Regions from separate parts of the Homo sapiens genome. Here region 2 is linked to region 1. A link is a loop called in an ENCODE intact Hi-C map of the cell type or tissue named here. Cell type or tissue: CD4-positive, alpha-beta T cell. All regions are shown on one strand. Links, peaks and the distances in the headings refer to the core of each region. The heading gives the core; the rest is flanking DNA.

Region 1 (11,006 bases), core at 1-8,000:
ATGTCTTGACAATATTATCTTCTGACCTTGGAATGCAGTCTATTTTTCCAATTATTTAGGTCTTTCATTTCTACCATTAATGTTTCAGAATTTTCAGTGTATAGGTCTTTCACATCCTTTCTCAGATTTGTCCCTAAGTATCTTATATTTTAATGCTATTGTAAATGGGGTTTTTAAATCTCAATTTATAATTGTTTGTTGTATTTAGAAAAATGATTGATTTTTGTACATTGATCTTGTATTGTGACATCTCTCTAAACTCACTTATGAATTCTAGTAGCTCTTTTGGTAGATTCCATTGGATTTTCTACATAAATAACCATGCCACCTGTGAATAAAGATAATTTTGCTTCTTCCTTTACAATCTAGATGCCATTTATTTCTTTTCCTTACCTTATTGTGCTGGGTACAAGCTCCAATAGAATCTTAAATAGAAATGGTGAAAGCAGAAATCCTTGTCTTCTTGATTTTAGAAGGAAAGCATTCCGTCTTTCATCATTAAGTATAATGTTGGCTACAGGTTTTTTTATAGATGTATTTTATTAGGTCAAAAAAACTCCCTTTATTCCTAGTTTGCTGAAAGATGTTATCACAAGTGAATACTGAATATTTTCAAACATTTTTCTCTGTCTATTAAGATAATCATGTGGTTTTGCTTTTTCATATTTTTCATATGGTGAATTACATTGATTTCTTAAAGTTAAACCAACCTTGAATTTCTATGACAAACTCCATTTGGTCATGATGTATTATTCTTTTCTTATTATTTTGTATTTGATTTCATACGTCTTTATTCGGTTTGTACGTCTATGTTCATGAAGCATATTGTCCTGTAGTTTTCTTTACTGGTGATGTTTTTGTCTGGTTTTGGTATAAGTGTAATGCTGGCCTCACATAATGGATTGAAAAGTATTATCTTTTCCATTTTCTAAAAGAATTTGTGTAGAATTATTTCTTCCTTAAACATTTGGTAGCATTAGTCAGTTTAGCATCTGAACCTGGAATTTTCTTTGTTTTTAACCAAGAAAATTAGTTAAAACTAAGCAGGTTTTAAACTACATATTTATTTTTTAAATAACTATGGGGTACTGGGTTATTTGTTTCCTTTGTGTGAGGTTTGGTAGTTTATGTCTCTCACGGAATTTCTCCATTTCAACCAAGTTGTCCAATTTATTGTCATAGAGTTGTTTAGAATTTCCCTCATTGTCCTTTTGAGGTCTGTAGAGTTAATAATAGTAATGTCATCTCTCTCATTTCTGATATTGGTTATTTCTCTTTTTTTCTGGTTAGACTGGCTAGATACTTATCTATTTTATTAATCTTCTTAAAGTACCAGTTTTGATTTCATTGATTTTATCTATTGTTCTCTGTTTTATCAATTTCCATTCTAATCTTTATTATTTCCTTCCTTCTGCTCATTTTGGGTTTCACTTGCTCTCCTTTTTCTAGTTTCTTAAGTTGGAAACGAGGTCATTGATGTAAGATCTTCTTTTCTAATATAAGCATATAATTTTATCTTCACTCTGCCATGGCTAGAAATCCTACCCCTTGTTGTTGCTTTTTAATGAAGTTATAATCAGGCTGTATATACAATTTTATGTATTTTATTGGGCTAAGGCATTATGCCATGTGAAGCTATGGTTAAAATTAGCACACTAATCCATTTTTTATGGAAACCGTTAAAAATATTAGCTAATGAACACTTACCCACCCAGCAAACAAGGAGTGGGACTCTGCAGGACAGAGCAAGTCAGACACCAAAGCCAGTATCCGCACCCAGGAATCCCCAGAGATTGGTTGTCCAAGAGGGTCATATGGAGGCGCTTCAGTTATTTTAGAATTTCAAGAAGCCTGAGAGAAAGTCACACTATTACATGTGACAAGCCTGCCCAGGCAAAACAGAATGTCAAGTGACTCTACTTGGGGCTGAATTCTCACACTTTAGTGAGAGTGAGGCAGTCCACAGCCTCTCACGCCAGCCAGAAGCTATGTTGGTTGTTACAAATGTTCAGGTTGTTAACGGTGGATAGACGCACTCACTCATCATTACATAATAAGAGCAGTTTGTTTTGCAGGCAAGATGATCCAACACACGGGGCCGCTGGGGGTGTGTGGGAAGGATATTTTAAAAGGAACTTTCAGTGATAATGAACAAAACTCAGGAGCTATGTGGATGACAGGAGCACCTAGATGACCGACTTTACCCACTTCAAATGCTACCTTGACCCTAGCACTCTCTCCACCCTGCATCCTCACCTCAGACCATCTGTTGGTTAGGCCAACAGCTCACCATCAATTCATGCCCTGCCTAGACCAACAGCTCACTGTTCATGCCCTACCCTGCCCTGCCCAGCCCTCCTCTCTGGCCTTCTGCCAAGTGGGGTTCTTAACAGCACAGCCTTCACCTCCGAGAAGGCGCAATGGGAAAGACAGGTGAGACGATGGGCAGCCATGCCTGGGAGACAGAGTTTGCTGGCTACGGTGGGCAGACGTTCCCACCAATCACAGTAGACCACAAAACAACAGGAAGACCTGGGCTGTGGATGGGGCGGTGATCAGTGAGTTCCTGGAACCCGTGTTTGCCGGGTGCACCCAAGAAGAGTGAGGGGATCTCTAAGACACTGTCTACACTGAGAGCCTCCAAGGCTAACCTGCCTGACATGGTTCACACAGAGGGAAAGGAGAAGAGAGGGTCTGAAAGGAGAGGCCGGGATGTGTGAGGACAGGGGTATGTTAGGGATATCCAATTTGGTCTGGGGGCTGAGAAGTCTTACCCACCAAATTTCTCTCTCTCTCTCTCACTCACTCTCTCTCTCTCTCTCTCTCTCTCTCTCTCTCTCGCTCTCGCTCTCTCTCTCTCATTAAGCTGCTCTCAGGAAGCTCACACAATCGCAGTTCACAGCAGCATTTGCTACAGGGCACGTGAACAGGGAGAGGTGGTCTCCTAGGACGTTAAGTCGGCTTGGAGAGACTGGGAGCTGTCCAGGGGAGGGCTGAGGAGTTTGTCAGGCAGAGAGTGTATGTTACTTAACCACACTAAAGCTTCTGTTTCTGGGTTTTGTATTTTTAGAATGCGGAAGGGGAGGTGTTGTCAGAGAGGTGACCTCAGGTGACTGAAAGTGCTGGGGTTTAAGGGCTTAACAAATAGGTGGCGAAAAATATCAAACCCTCAAAATCTCCCCTGACCTTTTATCTCTTAGGACCCGGGATACGGGATGCGCAGGGAGCCAGGCGCGGCTGGTTAAGAAGCCCTGCCTGTGGCTGTCCACTCCCGGTCTCTCCCTGCTGCGTGGGCGTTGACGGCCGCAGCCCTCCCAGATTGCCGCATTGCCGCCCGAGCCACAGTGTGCAGATACCGCTGCATGTGGCGCCCCCTGGCGGCCAGTGGCAGCTCGTGCGTCTGTCTTTTCTGCAGAGCTGATTTCCACCTTGTATGTGTAGGAGGGGCCTCCTTTACAAAGAACCAGCCATACCCTTGGGAGTGGGAGCAGATTTCATAGCCGAGACAGGAGACCTTGTAAGAACTTCCTATGTGCCAGGCACAAGGTTAAAACCGGTATTATCATACATGCATTCATTCGTTTTCCTAGTGTGTGCCAGGCATCTCCTAGGAAGTAATGTGTAAGCAGAGGCCCCATAAAGGAATTACATAAAGTAATGTGTAAGCAGAGCAAGTCATGAGCATGTTTGGGGGTACAGTCTCCCAGGGAGTGGGGACAGCCAGGCCACAGGGATGCATTCTTTGGGTGTGGAGACCAGGAAGGAGGCAGCTGCAGAGGGTGGTTGGAAATGAAGTCAGAAAGGTGTCCAGGGGACAGACGGTACAGAGCCTTCTGGGCCATAGGACTTCAGGCTTAGTTCTGAGAGTAGTGAACAACTACTGGACTTTGAACAAAGGCATAAAACAACTCGATTTATGTTGTTTATAAAATCACTCTGGCTTCTGCGAGGGCATGAATAGGAACAGGGAGGCCTGTGAGGAGCCCAGGTGAGAGTAGAGCATCTGGGGCCAGGTTTGCTTCGCCTGCCGGAAGAGATAAGACATCTGGTTCAGAAGATGGTCTGAAGGCAGAGGCCATAGGAATCCCTGTTGGATTAGCCAAAGGCTGTGTCCCGGGGTTTGGGCCTGAGCAACTGGATGAGGGAGGAGTGGTGCTACTCAGAGGGATGGGGGTTCAGGTGTGGGGGCATGGGAAGGAAGCAAGAATTTGGTTTGGGATGTGCCATGTTTGAGCTGCCAATTAGACTCTAAGTCATGATGTTCGGTGCACCTGAGCAGGGCTCTCTACCCTCTCCATCCTCTCCTTATGTTCCTTTCGTGGCTCTCCTGGGTCTTTTTCCCATCTGAGGGCCACCCAAGCTGCCTCATCCTACCTCCGAAAGGAAAGGAAGCCCACACAGAGCAGCAATTCCACAGGGAAAGAACTGAGGGAAGGCAGCCACATTCCAGGGCCACACCCTAACTGGACGGCAAGGTCAGAGGCAGTCAGGGTTCTAGGCTCCACTCTCCAGAGAGGAATTAAAAGAGGATAAAATGCCTTTTCTCACACACTGACAGGTCACTCACATGTCAGCCAGGAGTGCAGTGGCACGATCATACCTCACTGTAACCTCGAACTCTTGGACTCAAGTGATCCTCCCACCTCAGGCTCCCAAGTAGCTAAGACTACAGGTGGGTGCCATCATGCCCAGATAATTTTTTTAAATTATTTTTTGTAGAGACAGGGTCTCACTATGTTGCACAAGCTGGTTTCAAACTCCTGGCCTCAAGCAATCCTCCTGCTTTGGCCTCCCAAAATGCTGGGATTACAGGCATGAGCCGCCGCACCCAGGCCCTCTCTGCTCTTCTCACTCCATCTACATTCTCATCCTGGGGGATCTCATTCTCACCCTTGGCTTCAATGACCCCTCCATGATGATGACTTTCAACTCTCCATTCCCTACCCTCTACCTCTCTCCTGAGCATCAGGCCAGCATTGCCATCTGCCCTGTTGACAAGGAACAGGCCCATCAGAGCAGCCCCACAAACCCCCATGTATGTCAGAACTGCCCACCATGTGAGCTCCATCCCTCGACACATGCATGAGTGCACACACACAGGTGCACATGCACTTCGCACACCACCTCTCTGAAGCCCTGTGGCGGCCCCTCCACACTCTCTCTCCCTCTCCCATCTCGCTGATCACTGAATCCTACACTCCCTGTAATGTCTCCCTTTTGGTGCTTTTCTCTTCATCACTGCCTTCATCCCTTCTACCGTTCACCTATTGAACAAATGGCCTGAGTCCAGACCCTTGACATCTCTGAGGGGAAGCAACCTCCTCCTTACCAGTTTCCTGCCTCTGCTCTTAGACCCATCCTTTCCACTATACTCCACATTTCCCAAGTTATCTTTCTGAAACATAGATTGGATCCTGTCTCTCCCACTCAGAACTCTCAATGGCTCCCTATCACCTACAGGACAACCTGAACTCCTCAGCATGACTTCAAGGCCTTTCTCAGTCTTCCCCCATCGACCTCTCATTTTACCATGTCCTCCCACACTGCTCGCTCCTGGCACTCCATCTGGCGCAGAGTCCCTGGCACAGGTGAGGCTGCTTCTCTGGTCTGTCCCTGTTGTGCCTTTTTCCTGGAATCCACTCACCCATTTGGGTATTTAGCTCACAAATATGTATTAAGCTCCCAGTGTGCTCCAGGCACTGGGGGTACAGGAGAGAACAAAATCCTCAAAATCCCTCCTCACACAGTGTGAGATAGGCTGTTGCAGAGAGCCCTTCTCCAGGGAGTGAATGAATGAAGCAGGCAGTGAGGCATGCAGATTGCCCATGAAGAATGCCCAAGCTTCACTTCAACACCTCTTTCGGGGTCTTTGGACATTCTGCTCCTCCGTAAAGACATCTCTCAATTTCCATCCTTGGTGAAGGCTTTCCTCTTCTTAGGTGCTTTTGTACTTTATTCTTCAATTTAAGCCAATTCATTCTGCCTTGGGTTAGAGTCAATTGTTGACAATTCTGCTTCCTTATCCATCCTTCTAGGGAAGGAACTAGTATTTATCAAGCACCTCCTCTGTGCCACGCTCTGTGTGTCCCCCACAGTGCTTGGCTCGATGCCTGGTTTAGAGCCGGGGCTAGAGGACAGACCATGACTCAGCTCCTGCCTTTTGCACCCAGCTGCTGGCTATGTGGCTACAGGCAAGCCACTCAGCCTCACCAAGCTTGTTTCTGTAACTGTTGAATGGGAGTGAACATAGCACCTGCCTCTGTTAGGAATTATCCTTCTCACATAGCCTGGAGAGTTTCAGTTAGACCCTGGCTCGGTTGTTCCCAGGCTCTGTTGTTTTTTCCTTAGGAACCATGCTGGCTTATTTATGATCTAACTCTGGGGTCCCATGTTTCTTAAAGAAAGAACTTTTTCTTATTTCCTGAAAGCTCCTGGACTTTGGAAAGGTGCAGCTGGAAGAGAAGGGAAGTGATGCGCAGCCCCCTATGAAGTCACTCCACATTCTGACTTCCACCCTCTACCCCGCTGTCCCACAGAGCTGACCTGACAACTGCCACGGCCCCTGACCCTGACTAGATGAACCTGGGTGGTGGGGGTGGGGGTGGGGCTGCATTGCCAGCCCCTCATCATCTCAGGAAGTGAAGCCTGGGCCAGGGGCTACAGATGCCCCATCTCTCCAGGCTGACTTGGGGATCTGCAGGTTACAGAGTCCCTGATTTAACCCAGCAGATTCTAATGGCCAGAGTTCAGAGAAGAGAGGAATTCCTTTGAGGCATGCAGAACCCTTAAAGCATGGCTCTGCCCAGGTCCAAAGACCCCTGGAGAGCCCTATACCACATCCTCAAGGCAGAAAGAAACTCAGGTCTCTCTTTTTCTGAATTGGTGAGGCTCTTTTCTCCTCCCATCTGGTTTCCACTTCCTTAGGCACGTCCCTGCACCCATGTGGCCATTGGGTGGCACTGTTGGATGAGCCTAGAATTTCAGGTGAACAGCAAGCATCCCAAGACTCCTGGTTGCGAGTGTGAGAGGGACAGGAAACCACAGAGGTTCTCCTCCCCAGGCGCCCCGACCCTCTGTCCCTCCTCCTAGCTGTCGTTTGTGCCCCAGGCTCTCTTCCACTCCTAAGTCATCTTCCCTGTACTCTTCTAGATACACGTTGGTTCTGCAACACCAGGAATGCCAGGATGATTTAGCCACCTCCTCACTTGTCTACCTTTCCCTCCCCTGCTTCAAAGACTTGGGTCGATCGAAGCACCAAAGCATCACTGTTGCTGACACTAACAAGTAGTGCCAAGGGATTGCCTTTAAGGAAGATCAGGAGCGGAACATCTGGTGGCAAAGAAAATCTTTCTAATAGCCCCATTCTAGTGACCACCTTCAACCTCCTCATAGCAGGAGAGTTTGGGAGTAGGGGACTTAGGATGTTTTGTTCTTTTAATCAATTCAGAAAATATGTATGTTTGAAATAAAAATAAAAATACTTGAGCCAGAGAGGCTGAGTCACTCCAGAGCCTCAGATTTGAGTTCCCAGGGCAAGCCCCACTGCCTGTCCACACAAGAGTTTACTCCATTCAACAAACACGTTTTTTTATCCAACTGTTTTCTACCTAGTCTTTCATGCCTCTAATTCTACTTCCTTAGCATTCAGGTAAGGCCCTAGGTAAGTGGTGTGTGGCAGGCGGGCCCTGCTGTGATCTTACAGGTCGCCTTTGGGTGCCTTAGGCCATGAAACTTCCAGTAGGGCCAGTCATTTTCCTCAGGTTGAACTTCAGGAAACTCCTCACTGCAATTTCAGCCCCTTTCTGCAAGGCCTCAGAGTCAAAGATTCCCTGTGTTCCCTTTGTAATGACCCTTCTTGGACTCAGAGAACATCATTAAGATGCACTGAGCATCAGGTTTGCACTGTTTGGAATGTTTGCAGGATTCGTTTTCAAAATGATTTGGCATCTTTGAAAGTCCTTTCTCCCTTTTAAACAGGCAGTGACATGTGTTGGGGTAACGGTTGATGTGGGGATCAGCAAAGTCTGGGCTGGAATCCCAGCTCTGCCACTTACTAGAGCCATGCAACCTTGAGCAGGTCCTATGACCTCTGAGCCTTGATGTCCTCTCAGCAAAATAGTGACAGTAGGAGGACCCATGGTGCCAGTGGAGATAAAGGAGGTATATGCATTCATCTGCTTAAGGCTCCCATTCCTCAGCCAGGTAAAGTTGAAGAACGAATCATAGAATAAGAAGTAGCCCAGCTTTCCCATTTTACAGATGAAGAAACTGGGGCCCAAAGAGGGGAAGTGACTTACAAGGTCACCTGGTAATAAAGTCAGGACAGAAACTGGCAGGCCAAGGGCCTTTCCATGATATCAACTTGCTTCTTGTTTTTCTGTTCTATTCCTCTTCTCTATTGACCAAAGGCCATAAAAGGGAGAGAAGAAGGACGTGGGGCTTAGAGTAACCTTCAGGCCCAGCTAATTCAGCCACATAACGCAGACACTAGGGAGTCAACCTGTGTTAGGCTACTTTTATGAAGCAAAAACAGTGATACTGTCTGCACTTCTGGGATAACTGGGCCACACTAGGGTCAAAGTGTTCTCCTCTGGAGACTTTGATACATGGCCCACTTTGAAGTTAGAAAACTTCCGAGGATGGCCAGGGTAGTGCAAGACCTCAAGCCACAGCATATAAGGAAGAGTTGAGGACCTGGGAATAATGACCTCAAAGAAGAGAAGCCATGGAGCTCCTCGCCACTGTTTTCAACTTTGTAAAGTGCTGATCTCTGCAAGGTGCAGGGGAGGGGAGGAAGAATTGCTCTCTATGGCCACAGGTGGGACGCCTGAGTGAAAGCTTCAAGAAGGATAATTCCAGGTCCACAAAAGGCAATTGAAAAGTTAGCTCTGTCCAAAGTTGGAATGATCCTTGGTAGGAGGCAATAAGCACGTGTGAGCAGAAGCTGGAAGACCACGGGTCCTTAGGAGAGCTTAAAGCACAGAGTGACTAGTGGACAGGACGAGGTCCAGCCCACAGTATACCCACTCTATGAGAACAGCACAGCAGGATGGATAGGAGCATGAATTCTGGAGCCACAGTGCCTGAGTTCAAACCGTGGTTCTTGCCTGGACTGGCTGGGTGACCCTGAACAAGATGCTTAAGCTCTCTATAAAATAGAGAGGGAGCCACCAGCTCTGGGAAACCCTCCTCCCTGCCCTGCTATCCTCTGATACAGGGGTTGCCTGGTGCATCCTCCTCCTGGTAGTAGTGACTGGTGCAAGGCTGGTCTTCCCTCTTGACCCCTCTCAGCCTCTTGGGCAGGAGTCAGAAATAGCCCCTGGCTGGCCCTGTGGCAACTCAAGTTTCTTCAGAAGTGAGGGCCCTCTAAGGACACCAAGTCTAGGGCTGAAAGGCAAGGAGAGGCAGTTAAGCTGTGGGCACCATAGAGGCTGTGCATCTGCTGGTGTTTGCTGGTTCACAAACACTGCCAGGGCAGCTTCTTTGTGCCCAGCCTGGAGCAGATACCAGTATGCAAGGGCAGAAGAGACATGGCCCTGCCCTCAGGGTGCTTCCACCTAGTGGAAGACTGCGTGCAGATGGACACAGGCCCCTCAGGACCTGGTGTGACAGGTCTGTGTCCGGAGCATATTGTTGGTGGGTGGAGACCAGGAAGAGGGTTAAGAAAGGCTTCGTGGAGGATGTGACATAAGTTGAGTGTCAGAAGAAGTCATTGAAGTGACAGGGAAGGAGGAAGGTAGGGCATTCTGGCCAGGGGGCTGCTGGAGTCAAAGCAGAAACACCTGGAGCCATCTGGAAGCTCACGTTTCTTGACACCTTCCTGGAAGTCACTGAGATAAATACCTTGTGCCCACTATCTCATTTAATCCTCAGAGCAAGCATTGGGCATTATTAATCCCATTTTACAGATTGGAACCTGAGACTCAGAGAGGAAAAACACCCCACCTAAGGTCATGTGAATGGCAAGCAGTGGAGGAGGGGCTCCACCCCAGGCCTGTCTGACTTCAAGTCTTAACCTGACCTGTCTGTTTTAAGCCAGTTAGAGCTTTCGAGGCAGTTTAATGTGATGCCAGTGTGGACTTCCAGGATGGAGGTTTAGAGGGAAGACAGGGGAACATCAGATCATGAAAGGCTTTGCTCGCTTTTTAGGAAATGCAGGTTGATCCTAGCAATAGGGCACCAATGAGTAGTTGAAGAGGTGATAGATCCTACCTGCACTTTAGTGGGGTCTCTATAGCAACTGTGGGGAGAAGAGACCAGAGGGGAACAAGTCTGAAGACAGGACCAACAGGGGTTGCAGTGACCCAGACTGTGCCTGCTGGTGGCTTGAACCAGGGCGGCGTGGGGAGGGAGAGGGAATCAGAGAGAAGCAAACAGACACCAAGGCCAAGTGATTGGCTGCATGTGGAGTGTGTCGGGTGAAGGAGGAAGAAGACAGTTGATAAGGACATCCAGGCTTCTGGTTTGGGCAACTGGGTGAATGTTGTTACCAGTGTGTTACAATCACCTACACTATTCAGCACAGTAACATGCTGTACAGGTTTGTAGCCTAGGGCAAAAGGCTCTACCATACAGCCTGGGTGTGTGGCAGGCTATGCCATCTACGTTTGTGTAAGTACACTCTACGATGTTTGCACAACGATGAGATCACCTGACACATTTCTCAGGATGTGTCTCCATCGTTAGGTGACGCGTGACTGTACTTCCACCACCTTGCTGTACTGCCTTTGAGTATTAGCAGCAGGGGGCCTCATGGTAAGACAACGAGCACACTGCTTGAACCAGAGCAGCAGCTCCAAACCATGAGGGAGGGACTACCCTCATTAGCCATTCCTTAACATGTTCTTTTATTTTATTTATTTATTTATTTGAGACAGGTTCTCACCCTGTCACCCAGACTGTCGTGCAGTGGTGCAATCTCAGCTCACTGCAACCTCCACCGCGCTGGGGCTCAGCTGATCCGCCTACCTAAGCCTCCTGAGTAGCTGGGTCTACAGGCATGCACC
Region 2 (15,855 bases), core at 3,328-11,327, 410 kb after region 1:
AGAAGGGAAAATTGAGAACACAGCCAAAGACACTGGCAGAGTAAGATCTGTGGGGATGGGGTGAGGGACTGAGGGACTGAGCCTTCCAGGGAAGCAAGATCCTTGTGCCCAGGCAGTGCTGGAAGACAGTGGGGCAGTCCCGGGGGTAAGAGGCAGGAAATGAGAAGGTCTGCCAAACAAAGCATCTCTGAGCTATCCCTGGCTCCTGGTTGAGGGCCCGCACTAAGGCCTAGGTCCCAGCAGAGAAACATCCCCTCCTCTCCCCTCCATGGGTGCCCCTAGGAACAGGACCTGGCCCTGCCCCCACCCCATGCTGAGCCAGGACCTTCTGGTCCCAGTGTCCAGAACCCACCTCTACCTATGCTCACCCTCCGACGAGCCAGCACTTGGGGCCTCTCAGGGCCTCTGGGTTGCCCAGAACGGATGAGTCCCTACCCCAGAAGGAATTCAGTCTAGCCCGGATCACTATCCAAGAACCCGCTATTCAGTCAAATGGAATTCCTGGTTATTGCCCACCCAGGCCCCACACTGTCCAAGCTCTGCTTGAGCTGGTCACCTGACCAGAAAATTCCCCCTTTCCCTAACGCTGCATATGGTTTAGCTCTACCCACATGGAAATTTTATTTATTTATGTATGTATTTATAATGTGACTCTTTGAAAAAATTATTTAAGGCACTAAGTCAGTATCCTACAAGGCCCACCCAATTCAACTTCTAGTTCCTTGTGGAAGCCTCTCTGAACACCTCCTACACCTCATCCCACGTAGAGGTGGGATTTATTGATTCCTCCTCTCACTTCCTATTGAACTTTATTTTCTTACGACTCCTGTGGCACCTCTCATGATCCGTCTTGTATTACTGTTGCCATTTCTTGTCACCTAATTTCCCTTGACTGCCACTTACTCTACCCGACTTGGCTTTTGTCAGGAGCATGGCCCCCTCTGACTCATCTTTGGATTTCTAGAACCCCACATGTGTATGGTAAGTACGCAGTAAGTGTTTTCTGAATGACTGGGGCCAAGGTGACCCCCTGCTCTCTCTCCTGGTCCTGATGAGCCTGTCAGAAGAAGAGGTCATCAGCTCCACTGACTGGGACAAAGTGACAAGGGTATATGCCCAGTAATACCTCTAGGTGCTGGGGCCCTAGGACCTCTGCTGCCCTCCAGAGCGAGCCAGGTCCACTTCCAGATAAGGACCCCTGCTAGGGGCCAGGTGACCACCCCTTAGCCTGAAGAAAATTCCAGCAGGGAGCAGGGCCAGAGGTCATGGCAAGTCAGTTACGCACAGGGAATGAGGGTTGCACAGAGCTCTGGTGCCCAGCATCCCAGGCTGACACTGCCCATGGGTGGGGGTGAAGGGCCCAGGGTCTCCTACCCTCAAGGCCAAGCTGCCTGGCTCTGCTCCTGCCTGCCTGCTCTTCCCCCGAGTCTCCAAAATAGCTCGTTTACTTTCTCCCCTTCCCTACTCCACACCCCACCCCTAATGTGACAACCAGAAACACCTCAGCATTCAGAGACAAGATGTTCAGAGACAAATGTTGATCTGTTCAGAACAAGAGAAGAAAACAAACCCAAGAGGAAACTGGGAGGATGCCCTGCGGGCAGGGCCTGCAGGGAGTCCTGCAGCCTTCAGCCTGGCCCCTGCCTGCTCCTCAGGAAGGAGGTGGAGGGGCTGCCCCGGGCAGGCTTGGCACTGCCCTCCTGGGGAGCTCAGAAAGCCAGGGTACTGCCCTCCTGGGCTCAGGTTCCTGGTTCACCCTAGCTCAGAGGGCACAGCATCAGTGAGTCCTGGCCCTCACTTTAAAGCCTGTCGTGATCACTGACCTGTCCCCCAGGCAATGCCCGGACCAGAGAAGCCAGGGAACTTCAGAAGCGGGCAGGCAGGAATGCAGCTCTGCTCCTTTCCTAGAAGGCCTTGGTTTCATGCTCTGCCTGGGCCAGGGAGCTTCCCTTAGTCTTTTCTCCCAGCCACGCCTCCCTTCATTTTTCCTATGGAAATCCCACAGTGAGAAGAGAGGTTATCCTTGACCAATTCTGGGGAGTGAGAAGTAAAGGAACAGATAAGAGCAGAGTGGAGGAAGAAGCTCTCCAGTGAGGGGCCACCCTCTGGAAACCAGAGATCCTCTCTGGGCAGGAGCCAGAGGCCATAGGAGGAGCACAGACTTAGATTGATGAGACCTAGGTTTGGATCCTAGTTCTACCACAAGTGGTGCGACCTTGAGAAAGCCCCACCAGGCCTGTTTCCTTATCTGTATACTGATACACAGATGTTAACAATATCTGCCTCACCTAGGCCAGATGAGTAGTAGCAGAAAGCACAGGCCAAGCCTCCCACATAGTAACTGACACTTAACAAAGGGGAAGACCCTGCTGGAGCTGCCTTCCTGGAGCAGGGAGTTCCTGTGGGTCCCCTCCTCTACTCAAAAGGGAAACATCACAGGAAAAATGTGCTGATTTAGCCAAAGGAGAGGAACTGTAATCCTTAATAAGGCTGATAGCTGAGCTAAAGCCAGCCCTGCCCTGGAGACCTTGGAGACTAGGGTAGGGGAAGGGCATCCTGGCCCCATTCTCCAGGCCTCTTGTCTGCTCTCAGAAAAGAAGGTGCAGGTTTCTAAAGTTTCGGATGCTGCCAAACCTCCACTGGGCCCCCTGAGGCTGTGAAGTCTCCACGGTGAGCCTTCACTCTGCCCTGCCCCTCGTACCTGTTCCCAGCTCAGGCCACAGAAACGGAACCACAGCAGCAGCTGCCCATGGGCCCAGCACAGTGGAGCAGGGGTGAGCATCCCAGTCCAGGAGCCTGCCTGAGCGGAACAGCTCCTTGGGCCAGGCCTGTAGCTAGGCAACAGGCTCTCATAATCAGCTCAGTTCACTTTCCATTTGTATCGTTTTGCTCCTGTCATAACGCACTACTCAAATGACCAGGTTGCTGTGTGCGAAAGGACGCCTCAGGGCAGAGCACTGCTCCTCTCTCCCTCTTCGCCCACCACCCCACAGTGCTGCGGGCCCTTCCAGGGAGGAGGTAGCTGTGAGCGAGGGAAGGTAGCACATATACCGGGGGGAACAGGGCTGGGAAGGATGGGACAGTGTGACAAGCCAGGGGCAAATGGAGGGGGGAAAGTGCAGCCCCAGAACTCCCCGCATGGCATAGTACCCTCAGGCCTGGAGGGGTAATACAGTAAGTCTTCCTTCTGACGTCTCCATCTGCCCCTGGGTTTTCTGATGTCATCCACAGGAGGTACAGAACCTCAGAAGGACATTTCTCAGGCTACAGTAAGAAACAAGCTCTCTGCCTCAAAAACAGCCTAGTTCAGTGGAAAGAAGGTGTTGTAATCACAAGAGCAAGGGCTTGGGAGTCAGGGACTCTGGCTTTGATTCAAAGCCTGGCCACTATCTGGCTGTGTGATCTCAGGCAAGTTGTTTACCTTCTCACAGCCTCAATCTATTAAACGGGGATAATCACCGGGTTTTAAGTTTATTGGGAGGATTAGAGATTAATGTAAAGTATATACAGCAATGTATCTGTCTGGGGTGCTCAATAATGAGCAGTTATTCATTAATTTGTAAAAATTATGTATTCCCACTTGTGTGTCCCGGGAGCAGGTGAGGGTTGCCTTTGCCTGGGCTCCTGAGCAGGAGGCAAGTCCTCTTTTAGTGCATGTGTTGGCCAGAGCTCCATCCAGATATTCACATCAGGATGAACAACCAGAAGGCTGGAAACTAGGGGTGGTTTCCTGCCTCTGCTATTAGTTAAATGTCTTTGGCAAGAAACTTAATGTCTCTGAATCCTGGTTTTCTCAATGTTTAAATGGAAGAATTAACCTTGCTCCATCATAAACTTCAAGACCTCAACTGGAATGCCTGGGCTGATGTGATTCCATGTCAAAGGGGCAAAGCACCCTGGGTTCCTGGGAAGACTTCCAGGGGCAGGCCAGGCTCTGAGCTTACTCAAAGAGGCCCCCTGGCTTGGCCATTCAGCAGTGAGTTAGGAAGAAAATAAACTCAATGATATGTGGGGTGCCACCTGGAATTCCAGAGGGGAAGAAGAGCAGGTGAAAAGCCCCTAGAAGTCCCAGAATGCTCAGAAATAGGGCCTAGCTCCCCTAACCACCTCATCTCATCCCTGCTTCCCTGGTTTGTCCCCTTTCCCCATCTCTATCTCTATCTCTCCTCCCCGACCCCCAACTTTGAAAGAGTCTGAATGATGTGTGCCTGCCCTCTCTCCCCTAATGCAGACAGCCAAGTGCTAACACTAGCAAGGTTAGTGACCTACATGAGAAGTCTGTAGAACTCACAGCAGACCCAGGCCAGGGGCATCACTATGCCCTCACCTTCTTAGCCAGTCTCAGGGCTGCAAGGAAAGAAACCCAGACAGTTGCCTCTAGCTTTGTTGTCAGTCCTGAGAAAGATCCCTGCCTTCTCGTGGCTGCCTGCAGCCCCAGCCCGGTATGCCATGGCCCCTGAGACCTCTGCTCCTCCCTTCTCTTCCAGGCAGAAGATGCATCTGCCCTGGCCTGGCATTTATGCCAGCCTGGCTTTTCCCTGCAGGCCTGTTCCCCAATTCCCTACCCTGCCTTCTTCTATGACTAGGAAGGAGTCCAGCACAGGGGTGCTGGGAAAGGGAGGGTGCTCTGAGACTCATTAACATGACAATTTGGGATGCTGGAGGAACCAACCAGGTTCCACAGCAAGCAGCAGTCCCCAGACCCAACAAGTTACATTGCTCTTTCCTGTCTCCCAGACAGACTCCAGCCAGGCTTTAGGCTGCTGACCATGAGATCCGACACCAGCCCCCAGAGTTTTCTTTCTTTAAAGAATCTAAAGCCATCCTTCAGGGATTTTTTTTTTTTTTTTTTTTTTTTTTTAGCTGTCGAAGCATAATGGGGGAAGCACCTCCCCCGTTCTCCCCTTTCACCTAAAGGAGTTAGGGAAACTGGATTTACTTGGGGAGGAGGCGGTAGGTCTTGCCTAAATCAACCTGTGCTTCCCCCTTCCCTCATACACCCATTTCAAGCAGTAACCTGAACCAGGGCTTTCTGGAAAGACAGTTTGTGCTGCAGCAGAAAGAAAAGAAGCGGCAACAAAAATCTGGTATCATCACCAGGAAGCCTGTGGCTGGCCACTGGCCGTGGGAGCCTGCAGAGCCTAGAACGCTAGGCCCTTCGTGTTTAATTCTCCTCTCACCCCAGCTGAGGCCAGGACATCCCAGGTGTGCAGGAAGCCTCAGGGGCATGGTATCCTCCCTGGCAGAAAGAATGCCTTTCTTAAACCTGGAAAGGAGGCCGGATTGTGGTCTCAGCTTTGCCTCTTCTGAGCTTAAGATGCTGAAGCCTATATCCTCCTCTCTGAAGTGCATAGTTGTGAGCACACTGAGCTGCTGGGAGGATGTAAATGAGGTGGCACGGCATGGAAGCATCTAACAAAACCCACCCTAGTTTCCTTCCTCTCAACCCTGCCTGCCCCCATCAGAAGACCAAATTCCAGCTCTTCCAGGACCGTAGTCCTGTGTGGAGTGGAGGGCAGCTGAAGATAGGGCAGCCTGTGCAGACCAAAGAAGGGGGTGGAGGAGCTGAGCTGGGCACCCCACTCACTGGAGGGGATGCGGCAAAGCAGGCAGCTGGGACTGGGTCCAAGTAGTAAGTCAAGTGTGTGCAATCTCCTGATGGAGCGTGCAGGGGAGAGGGTGGGAGTGTGTAATTCCCCTGCGAGCCACGGAGGGGGGTTGAGAGGAAGGCGGGAACAATCTGCGGTGGTAAGGTAAGTCAGGCTCGGTCCCTGCTCCTCCCGGCCCCTACCCACCACCCACCACGGACCCCTTGCAGACCCAAGATGGGGAGACACGGGCTCCTGCCACTCACCCTAGCGGCCCGGGAGGAGTAGGGATCCTCGAAGAGCGCCCACATGCGGGGCTGCCAGCCGCGGCAGCCCCCAGACCCGGCGCCATGGCCCGCGCCTCCCTCGTGGGGGCCCAGTCGCTGCAGGGCCAGCTCCCGCTCATCGTCGCCGGCCTCGTCGCTGGGCCCCGCGCCGCTGCCGCCTCCGTCCGGGCTCTCGAAGATGTCGAGCGCCTCCTCGGCGTCGCGGTGCTGCCGGTAGGTCATCCAGCAGCAGGGTTCCACGTCGGTCTCGTCGATGCCCCAGAAGGTGAGCTCCTCTTCGAAGAGCGGCCCGCACACGTCCGCGGGGCAGTGCAGCTTGCCGGTGCGGTAGTAGTTGAGCACGTAGGCGAAGACGCCCGGGTGCCTGTCGAAGAAGAACTCGCAGCCCCCGCCGCCGCTGCTGCCGCTGCTACCCACACCGCCGCCATCGGTCTCGGGCCGGCCCCCGCCGTCGGGGTCGGCCAGCCAGGCGAGGCGGGTTCCCGGTAGGGTGCGCAGGGTGCTGCGGTAGGTCTCATGTCGCGTGCCGCCCACGTTGATGATGATCTTCTCCGACGCCTCGCCCTTGGCCATCTCCTCCTTCAGACATGTTTTGGACGGAGGCTTGTTCCCCGACTTGCGCCCGCGGTAGGAGGAGACACACACCGAGCTGATCATAAGAAGCGCTGCGGGGCTCCGGCTTGGGGCGGCCGCTGCCCTCCAAACACCCTTCCCGAGGAGGCAGCGTCAGACGGGGGAGGGGGAGGAGACGAAGAGGAGGCAGGAGGCGGTGGCGGCCCCCTCTGCGGCTTGGGCTTGCCCCTGCCTATCCCCCTAGGACGCGGAGCGGGAGGAGTTGGATTTCTCCGGTACACAGGTGGTTGGGGTTAGGGCAGGAAGCTCCGGAGAGAGGGAGGCGCAGAGAGGGAGGACCCGGGGAAGTAGAAGCAAGCACACACGCGGTCCCCCGCTACGACGGGACACACAAACGCTCTGGGCCGGGGACACGCCCCCGCCTTCACCCCGACCAAAGACGAGGAAGCGCACAGTCCACGCGCACCGCGAAGGTCCGGGGCGCTCGCGCTCACACGGGCCACCCTCCGGCTCCAAGACCGCACCAAGCCCCGGAATAGCCGGCTTCCCCGCAGCGGCGGCAGCGCAGCAGCAACAAGTCCTCCGAGCGGCTGCCGGGGCCAGGCCGACACTCTCACGGCAGCCGGAGCTCCGTGGGCCCGGGCTGCTTGCGGTCAACACGAGGCGGCGGCGGCGGCATGTGGCCTCTTCCCCCCATTCATAAATCCAGCGCCGGGCGAGGAAGGCAGGCGGGGCAGAGCAGAGAGCGGCGGCCGGGCGGGCGGGGGCTGCGCAGGGCGAGGCGGCAGCTGGAAAACAAGCGCGCCCGCAGGAGCGAGCCTCGGGTCCTGCGTCCGCGGCTGGGAGCTGCGCCGGACCGGGCGCAGCGCTGCGGGGGCCGCGCTGGGGCGGGGGTGCCTCAGACGGGGCGTCCTGCGCGGCGCCGAGCCTGGGGGGCGGGGCCGCTCTGGGGAGCCGGGCTCTGGGCACTGGCGAAGGTGTACCGGGGGCGGCGGCCGAGCGGCCAAGGACACCTGCAGGCTTCCCGGGCCGCGCGGAGAGGGAGCCTCAGCGCAACGCCCCGGCGCCTGGTTCCTGCGATCTGGCGGCGCTGGGAGCCACGCCATCTACGCGTCTGCCCATCTCCGGGCGGGGCGCCGGCCTTGGCTCGCGCGCGGCAGGGGGCGGGCGCGAGGTGGCATAGGGGAGGGGGCGCCTCGGCGCCGGTGGGCTGGGGCCCTAGGGGCTCATGGTCTCCCTCCGGCGCTGGCAGCGGCCGCCACGCCCCAGTGGCGCCTTTTCCTCCGGGGCCCCGCCTCGCCCAGACGCGCCCTTCGCGGGGCGGGGTGGGCGGGGCGCGGCGCAGCGCGGGGCCGATCCGACTCACTGCAGGCCCTGGCGACCGAGCGCAGTCTTCCTCCCCGGAGCCGAGCCCCAACCAAGCGCGTCACCTCCTCGCCGCCAGTGCCCAGCCCAGCGCGCCGCCCCTGCGCGCTTCCGCCGGCAACCCCTCCCGCCCCCCTCAGCCCTGCTCCGCGCCTCCCCCGGGCCCGCAGCTCCTCCCACCGCAGCCCGCTGACACCGAAGCGCTCTCGACCCCTGACCTCTAACCTCCGCCCGGCTCTTCTTGCTTCGTCCCTCGCCCCCTCCCCGCCAAGCTGGTCGCACTGTTGCCGTTTCACTGCGGCTGACGGAAGGCCAAGGAAGAAAGAGGGTAGAGACGCTGTCGCGAGGATCAGGCTGCCCTCTCCTTTCCCAGGGACCGTGTTGGGGCCTTCTGACCACCCCGCCCCGCATCCTGCGCCTCGGAGGCCCAACGTAGCCCAAGACACCCATGGTCTTGATGCTCTCCGCCTCTGTCCCAGCCACCAAAGTCCCCGCGATGGAATGGAGGACGGGGTGGCCTTGGGCAGAGAAGCGCTTCTTGTGCCGGATGGAAGGAAACCGTAGCTCTGGCTGTGTTCATCGCGAAATGTTTTATGGATGTGGAGTGGGTGGGTGGCCCTGAAAAGTCATTAGTTAAAGCCTTTGCTCGTCATTGCTCTGGGGTCCACATAGGAAATGCCCGTGTCCTGCCTCATGACCCCTTCCTGTTTCTACTCTTATTCTACCCATTACAATTTGACTTTGCCTGTGTATATGTCTCCTCTCCCCTCCCTAACCCTGAGCTCCTGCAGGCGGCATTGTGCTTTTTCATCTTGATAGCTCCCACAGTGCCTGCCTCTGAGAACCTGTTTGCTAAGTGATTGAGAAGCTGCCATACCCAAAACGTAGGCACCAACAGGACTTTACTGGCCCTATCCCAAGAGCAATTTCCAGATTCATTTGTTTTTGTTAAGTCCAGAACCTATTTTACATCTTCATATTAATCCCCATTGGGTTTTTTTTTCTTTTTTACAGCTTCAGGCAGCCTCCATGCCTGTCTGGATGATGTAAAGAGATCTTGAGGCAGAAATGAAAGGTGAATGACACACCTGCCCTGGACACCTGTGCACCTTCCCAGTTCCAGATCAGGCAGTACCTAGCTCAACTGAGAAAAACAAGACAAGGGCCTATGTGTGTCTCAGGAAAGGTTAAAAGCTCAGTGCCAATGCAAGGGATTTTTACAAGCAAAAGTCTCATTATTAATGAGGCCAGAAAACCAAAATGACAATGATCTTTGATGATCTGTACTGACACGCAGGGGAGGTGAGTTAATCAGAAACACACATTTACTGGCACCCCCTTTGTGCCCAGTCCCTGCTCCTCGAAACTGATGTTTGTATTTCAGAGTTTAGCTGTCTTTGAGTTTGCTGCAGTGAAAAGAAATATCCCAAGTGTGACTGGGAAGAGAAGACCCGGGACAGGCCAGAAACTGGAGTGAGGAAGAAAGAACCACAGAATATTAATGTAATGAATAACTTTCAAGTCCTATCTGGTCCGTGTCCTGGCAAAGTCCCTTGGGGTCTCTCCCCTGCTTTCCGTTCATCAGGATGACTGAGCTCAGTAATTGTAACAAAGGGAGTGTAGTAGGCAAGGGGACAAAACCCATAGTATCCCACCCCTGATTGACTTATTAACTCAATGAACACTTATTGAATACCTACGATATGCCAGAAGCAGTTCCGGGTACTGGAAATACATCAGTGAATAAAACAGCCACTCATCCTAGTAAATCTGCCCAACTGGTGCTTCCACTCTGCGGTGCTTGTGGATAGTGATGAGCACCTGGGGAGATGGGTAAAGGGAGAAAGCTGCCAGGGAAAAAGGAGGCCAAGAGGGAAGGGAGGAAGATCAGAAAGTTGGGACACAGGCATAGGAACCTAGGAAGAGCTGACAAAAACAGAGGGCCCAGCCTGAGAGAGGCAGCTGGGTAAAGGTGCATGGGGCCAGGACTCCCAGCTCTGTGCACTGACCAGCTCGGGAGAGGGGAGCTCAGCCTCAGTCCTGAGGCCTCCAGAGAATGCCTCACCCTTGCTGAAGGTTTATTCTAGAACTCTGGGCTCACCTGTTACGTGTACCTCTCTGAGGGAGTCGATATGCTGCAGTTAGCACTATGGGACTTGTCCCCATCATTTCTTTGTGTGAGGTCTTGGTGTTCCCTCAAAACACAGAGCCGGGGAAGGATAGGAGAGCCCCCTGCCCAGGCTACTGTGACACAGCCTACCATGGATGTGAGGGTGCTGCCCTCTGGTGGTGCTAGAACATCCTGGCTCCAGACCTCGCCCTGAGCTCTGGGGGCTGTGATGTGGGCAGATGGGGTGGCAGCTGATTCTGGGCTTCCTGTTGATTCCAGGACCTCAGGTACATCTTCTAGCCTAACTCTGCCATTGGGACTCTGCCTACTCCCTCCCTTCTTCATTCCTCCAAGACCTTGATACCTGACAGGCTTAAGCAAGACCACAAAGCAGCCACTATTGGAAATTCCTAGTTCCCCAAGCTTCTTTCCCTCATTTTCACCTTTTCTCTTTTGTCCTCTCCTTAGTGCCCTGGCTTCTTCAGGCTGTCAGGGAAGAGCACCTGTCTGAAAGCCAGTTCACAGAAGGTGTCAGCCACAGCGGGTTTCCCTCATCAGGGGTGAGGGTGTGGTGAAAGAATAGGAAGAGAGGGCCATGGGAGATTCTAAAGGGGCACCGATGGAGGCTGTCAAGCACCTGCACCCTTTCCAGGCCCCCCCTCCACCCGCATAATAAGGTCCTCACCCTCTGAGTGCCGACGCTGACCCTGTCCGTAGGAAGCTGAAAGCCTGAAATCAAAGCCGTTTACCCTTCCCCTTTCCCCACTGGGAGCTTTGTATGGGCTCAGCCTCTTTAGGATGACTGGAGCCATCCAATCTCCTCTCCATCTTCCTTCTTTGAAACCTGTTTGTGGTGAGGGGCTCCAGGCCAAGGCAAGGTTCTATCCATTGGTGCTCACACTTTCCCTTTTTGGTATTCTAGCTCCTGCCAGGGACTGACCCTCCTTCAGGTCCAGGCCAAGGAGCCAGCATCCTTTCCCAGCATGCCTCACTCTCTCCCAGCCTGGAAAATTGAATTGCTTTATCAGACTCATTAGAGGGTGATAGGGCCTCCCCGCTCATGGGGGAACAAGAGAAGGGAAGGCAAGAGCAGGCTGGCAGCCTCCTGTCTGCGTCTCAGCTCACTTCATCCTGCCTCCCCCAACCCCAAGCAGCCTGCAGAGACTTGCAGGCTCCAAATCAAATGTGAGAGCCTTCTTTGGGGGGAGGGGGGTTGGTGGGGGAGGGGCTCTGGGGAGAACCTAGCCCTAGTAATTCAGGTCTTGTGAAGATCAGTAGAATGGCTCTGCCTCAGGACTGAAAGCAGGGTTGGGTTGCTGTGGTAATCCCAGTGAAGTTGTATCTGGGGCTCAAAGGTGGCCTTTGAAGGCCCAGCTCTTAAAGAGAAGAGATCAGAAGCTCGGGCCTGGGCAGGGCTCAGGGCCTCATACACTATGGACCTGGAGTCATAGGGTTGGAGGGGACCTGAGTGTTAGCTCATGGACACCTTCCCCCCGCTTAGGGATGTCAGGCCTAAGCAGCAGCAGCGAACTCTGAGAGACGGAGCTAGGGCTGGTGTTGGGCCAAGGACAGAGAACGATACGGGGGCCACCAGCTGAGTGGACCCTAGAGGCCTCCTTGTTTAAGGCTCCTGGGCTGGGAACTCAGCCTGCATCCAGACAGCACACTCCCGCCACCGCGCCTGCCACATGCACGCTAGCCCAGGGTCCGGCTGGCAAGACCTCTTGACACTTAGCATTTCTCCATCTAGAAAAGTAGAGATTGCTCCCACCTGGGCTAAGTTCCAGGAAAAACTGGTTCATTCCATTAGAGGAGTTAATTAGTCCTGATGGGCCCAGTCCCCTCCAGCAATATCCTGGGGAAAGGGGAAGCAGGTGTCTGGAGAGACAGGCCAAACTCAGGTTCCTCTTGGGTGCTCCTGAAGTCCAGGGATTCTTCCCTGCTTGGGTCAGCCCTGGGCAGAATGGAGGGACCCAGAACCCAGGCAGCTCAGACCCAGGGACAGAGAGCAGATCCCCACTGAGTCTTTATGCTCTGCAGCCAGGACTGTGCCTGGCATGGATCAATCTTTGTAAGGGTTTGTGGTTGAATGACAGGCATAGTCTTCTCCCATCTCAAGGTTTCTTCCCACCTAAGATGATGTAATTAAAGAATGCAGCAGCGTGCCTGGCACCAGTGAGTGTGCCAGGAAGGGAGATGCCCAAGTCAGATTGTGACTGCCTCTGCGAGCCAGGGACTCTTGCCTGGTCCTTTGTATATTCCCAGTGCTCAGCACAATCCCAGGCACTCAAAATACCTGATTCATGCTTGCTTGATGCATGGAATTAATGAGGCGGGGGGTGGCGGGGGAGGAGTCCTCCCTGTCAGTTTCTTGCTGTGTGGCAGAGAGTGCACTAGATTGGGAGTCAAGAAACCCAGGCATTGGCCCCGATCTTCCCCTTGCTTGGTTGTGGGAAGTCTGGTCTTTTCCTCTTTGGGCCTCCGTTTCCCCCATTGTTGTACAAGGAGGTTTGACCAGATAATCACTAAGGTTCATATTCTGGTTACTATTGTTATGAAACAAATTACCCCTAGTATGTAGTGATATAAACCCAACAGCCATTTTATTTTGTTTATTATTTTATGGGTCAGGAAATAAGGAAGGGCTCAGTTGAACAGTTCTTGCTTAGGGTCTCTTATGCAGCTACAATCAGATGTCAGCGGGCTGCAAACATCTGAAGCTCAGCTGGGCTAAACGTTCAGTATGCTGTGTTCATGTGGCTGGCAGTTGACACTGGCTGTTGGCTGGAAGCTCAGCTGAAGCTGTCAACCTAAGCATCTGCAAACATATCGCCTCCCTAGCATGGCAGTCTCAGGGTGGTTGGCTGTCTTACATGGCAGCTGGCTGCCTCTAGAATGAGTATCCCTAGAACACCAGGTGGAAGTGGCACGGCCTTTCCTAATCTAGCCTTGGAAGTCACATAGCATCACTTCTACTATACCCTGTTGGTCACAGGAAGCATTTGCTCACCCAGATTCAAGAGGAGGAGCATAGACTCCACTTTTGATGGGAGAAGTATTAAAAAGAATTTGGGGCCAACCAACAACAAAGAAAACAAAAACAAAACCCCACAATAGCCTTGTGGTCTGTGGAATACTTTAGCCTTGGCCCAAGTCCCTATGACTGGAGCTGTCTGGTGGTGACTGCTGGGGTGAACATGATAATGTACAGGATCAGTGAGACCCCCACACTCTGGTACTCCCTTTCCTGGAGAGAGTTCCTTTTCTGCCTTCCTTCCTTGGCTTCTCTGGATTTTAGGCTGAAACTGTCCTTTGTGAATAGCTTTAGGAGATGGCTCATTGCATGGGTGATGGGGCCCCCAGAATGAAGTAGGCCCCATGGCCTTGCCCAGGATCGCAAGAAGGAAGGAAGGAAATATTTAATGAGCACCTATTGTATCCCCATATGGAAAGAAGTCGATACTGTATTCCAGTAGATGTTACTGATGAAGTTCATTTTTCCCTCATACCATCTCTAAGGAAGAGATTTTATTGTCGTCCTCCTTTTACAGATCAGAAAATGGAGATTCCAGGGTTAAAGTGGCTTCCCCAAGGTGGTATGGTTGGCGACAGACCCATGATTCAAACCACTCATGCCACCTGCCCTGGGGCAAACCTGAGGCAGAAGCAGTGGCCTCACCTGTCCTCCTGCATGCCCTTCTCATCCTCCTCTGACTGCTCCCTCCACCCAGGGCCCAAACTTAACCACTCACCTCCCCACCAGAAATGACCTGCTGTGTGTCCCAGTTCTGTGTCTCTAAGCTGACATCCCCTCAGGAGAAGGCTTCCATGCATGTGCAGGTGACTGATGACAAAGATCCCTAACACTCTAGAATCAGCCCATTACATGGGCAGCCAGACTCTCCCCACTCCCCATCAACAAGGGGGGCTTCTGTGTGCCCTCCCCTTTATTTGGGCAGATGCTGTGACCCACAGAAGATGGTAGAGGTACTGTGCCATTTTCCAGCCCCAGGCCTTAAAAACCTGGCAGCTTCCACCTCCTGTCTCTTGAAATGGTCTCTCTGGGGACCCTAAGCCCTTCAGTCAGAAGTCTGGCCAAGTAGCCATGCTGGAGAGGCAGTTGTAGGTGCTCACTCTGGCCGGCAGGCCCAGCTGAACTCAGTCTTCCAGCCATTCTCACTGGAGTGCCCGGCATTTGAGTGAATGTGAGGGCAGCTGCCTTGGACCCTCCAGACTAGTTCGCTGCTAGTTGAATATCACTGAGTGACCTTGGTTGCCACCAGAAGAGTTGCTCAGACGAGTCCTGCCTGAATTCCTTACTCAGAAAACTGCGAGATAGAATGGTTGTTTTAAGCCGCTCAGACTTGGAGTAACTTGGAACACAGCAATAGATAACTGGACCAACATGTGTTATCTCATTGAATCTATTTATTATGTCTGTTTTACAGACTAGGACATTTAAGCTCAGAGCGATTAAATGACTCGCTCAAGGCCTCCCAGGAAGCAGGAAGCTGGGTGGCATTTGAACTTGAACTTGAGAAGTATGACTCTAGAGCTCCTTGGAACCAAAGCCCTTGTTATGCTGCATCTTGGTGGATCTGTGTGCCCCTCCTGGCAAGAGGGCTTGCATCTCAACCAAAAACATTACCTTCAACCAAAAGACTGAATACTTGACAAGGAGTGACTTTCAGCACCAGGCCATTTCCTGGTTTGAAAGATACATGGGGAGATGTGGAGTTATAGGGCCGGTCCCCTCCCTCTGCCAAACTCAGGACAGCAGGGGCTGATTTTATCTTTATTCATCTATAGCTGGCATGGAGCCTGTCCAGGGTGGGTACGTAATAAATGTTTGTTCAACAAATAAACTAACCCACAAAGGAATAAATGACAGAGAGGAAGGCAAGCAGACTATGATCTGGCGAGAAAGGTTTTCCTGCCATCTGGTGGCTATTCCTGGAACAACACTTTCTATGGCAAGAGAAGAAAATGGCAGGTTCCTTCAGGGTCCTTGGCTGTGTGCGTCTGAGTGCAAGCAGCATCATTCCAGCCTGGAGCTGGGTGGGGTGGGGGTGAGGCCTCCTCCAGGAGCCAGACTTCTTGTTTCTTTCAATGTCGGTGCTCCTAGAGGGTGAGGCAGGAAGAAGAGCTTCCCAGCCACCAGCACAGTCCGTTCTTCACAGTGCTGAGTATTCAGTGGGTGTTTAATAAATGAATACTTGGGGCTGGAATGTTAGAACAGAGGTGATGTCAGATCCCCTAGTTCGTCTTTACCTTCTACTGAAGTTTGCAAGAGGGATAGCTATCTTGAAGAGAGGGGCAGAACTTTAGAATATGCCTGTTCCAGGGGAGCCCACCCCCCCCCCAACCCAGCACCCAAGAGAGTCCTGGTCCTTGCTGTCAGACCTCTCAACACTGGCACCTTCCCACCCCTGTCCTTCCCTGAGGTGGGCCTCCACACACCCCACCCTTGCCAGGCTGACAAGTATAGCTTTTCCTGGTAGTCAGGTGGGACAGGAGTTTCCCCTACAGGGTCCTGTAAGAGACCACCAAATACCATCCTAATTTCAGATGCAGTTTCACCTGGAAAAATGTAGCCAGCAAAGGGTCTCCCTTAGGAAACGGTTGCAAAGATGACAGGAAATTAGACATGTGGAATCGCTGGACCCCAATAGGGCCCTCTACAAGTGTGTGCATTGTTAATACCTAGGACAATTCATAGGAAAATACAGATATGAACCTGTGCACACTCCCCGCGCTGCTCCTCAGCCAGCCAGCACCCACAACCCCCCTCAGCAGTCCTGTCCACCCATCCCAGTCCAAGCTTTTCACCCCAAAGCTTCCCGCAGGATCCTTGGCCACCCTTCCCTCTCCCTCATTGCAAGAGCAGGTGAGAAAGGCAAGAAGGGTTTGGTAAGAACAGACACTTTATTGC

The links. A loop is a pair of places that touch in the nucleus more often than their neighbours do. Peaks named below come from ENCODE experiments on the same cell type or tissue, not always from the same donor. Only the 100,000 strongest peaks of a DNase experiment are listed, where the experiment ranks them.
Region 2: a loop joins it to region 1, with 4 times the contacts of the local background. A loop is called at or near these places in 12 of 110 quality-filtered maps.

The regions. Positions count from the first base shown.
Region 1 is chr1:110,611,888-110,622,893 of GRCh38, reverse strand. It overlaps a transcript of KCNA2 not described here. Among named protein-coding and RNA genes, the nearest start is that of KCNA2, 11 kb to the right of the region's middle. In CD4-positive, alpha-beta T cell, for the core only: CTCF peaks have their summits at 3,141, 3,365 (motif pointing left) and 6,937 (motif pointing right); DNase peaks (open chromatin) are centred at 2,383, 3,013, 3,353 and 6,953; H3K4me3 peaks cover 1,320 bases; H3K27ac peaks cover 890 bases.
Region 2 is chr1:110,202,177-110,218,031 of GRCh38, reverse strand. It overlaps KCNC4 (potassium voltage-gated channel subfamily C member 4), which reads right to left and starts at 7,718. Exons shown (of 4, transcript NM_001039574.3): 1 at 5,855-7,718. The coding sequence starts at 6,532. It overlaps KCNC4-DT (KCNC4 divergent transcript), which reads left to right and starts at 8,045. Exons shown (of 2, transcript NR_046546.1): 1 at 8,045-8,421; 2 at 8,828-9,582. SLC6A17 (solute carrier family 6 member 17) reads right to left here. Exons shown (of 12, transcript NM_001010898.4): 12 at 15,830-15,855. RefSeq lists enhancers at 2,802-2,881, 5,233-6,121, 14,937-14,986 and silencers at 7,359-8,038, 10,001-10,050, 10,061-10,120. In CD4-positive, alpha-beta T cell, for the core only: CTCF peaks have their summits at 9,885 and 10,085 (motif pointing left); DNase peaks (open chromatin) are centred at 6,411, 6,901, 7,871, 10,111 and 2 weaker places; H3K4me3 peaks cover 2,368 bases; H3K27ac peaks cover 955 bases.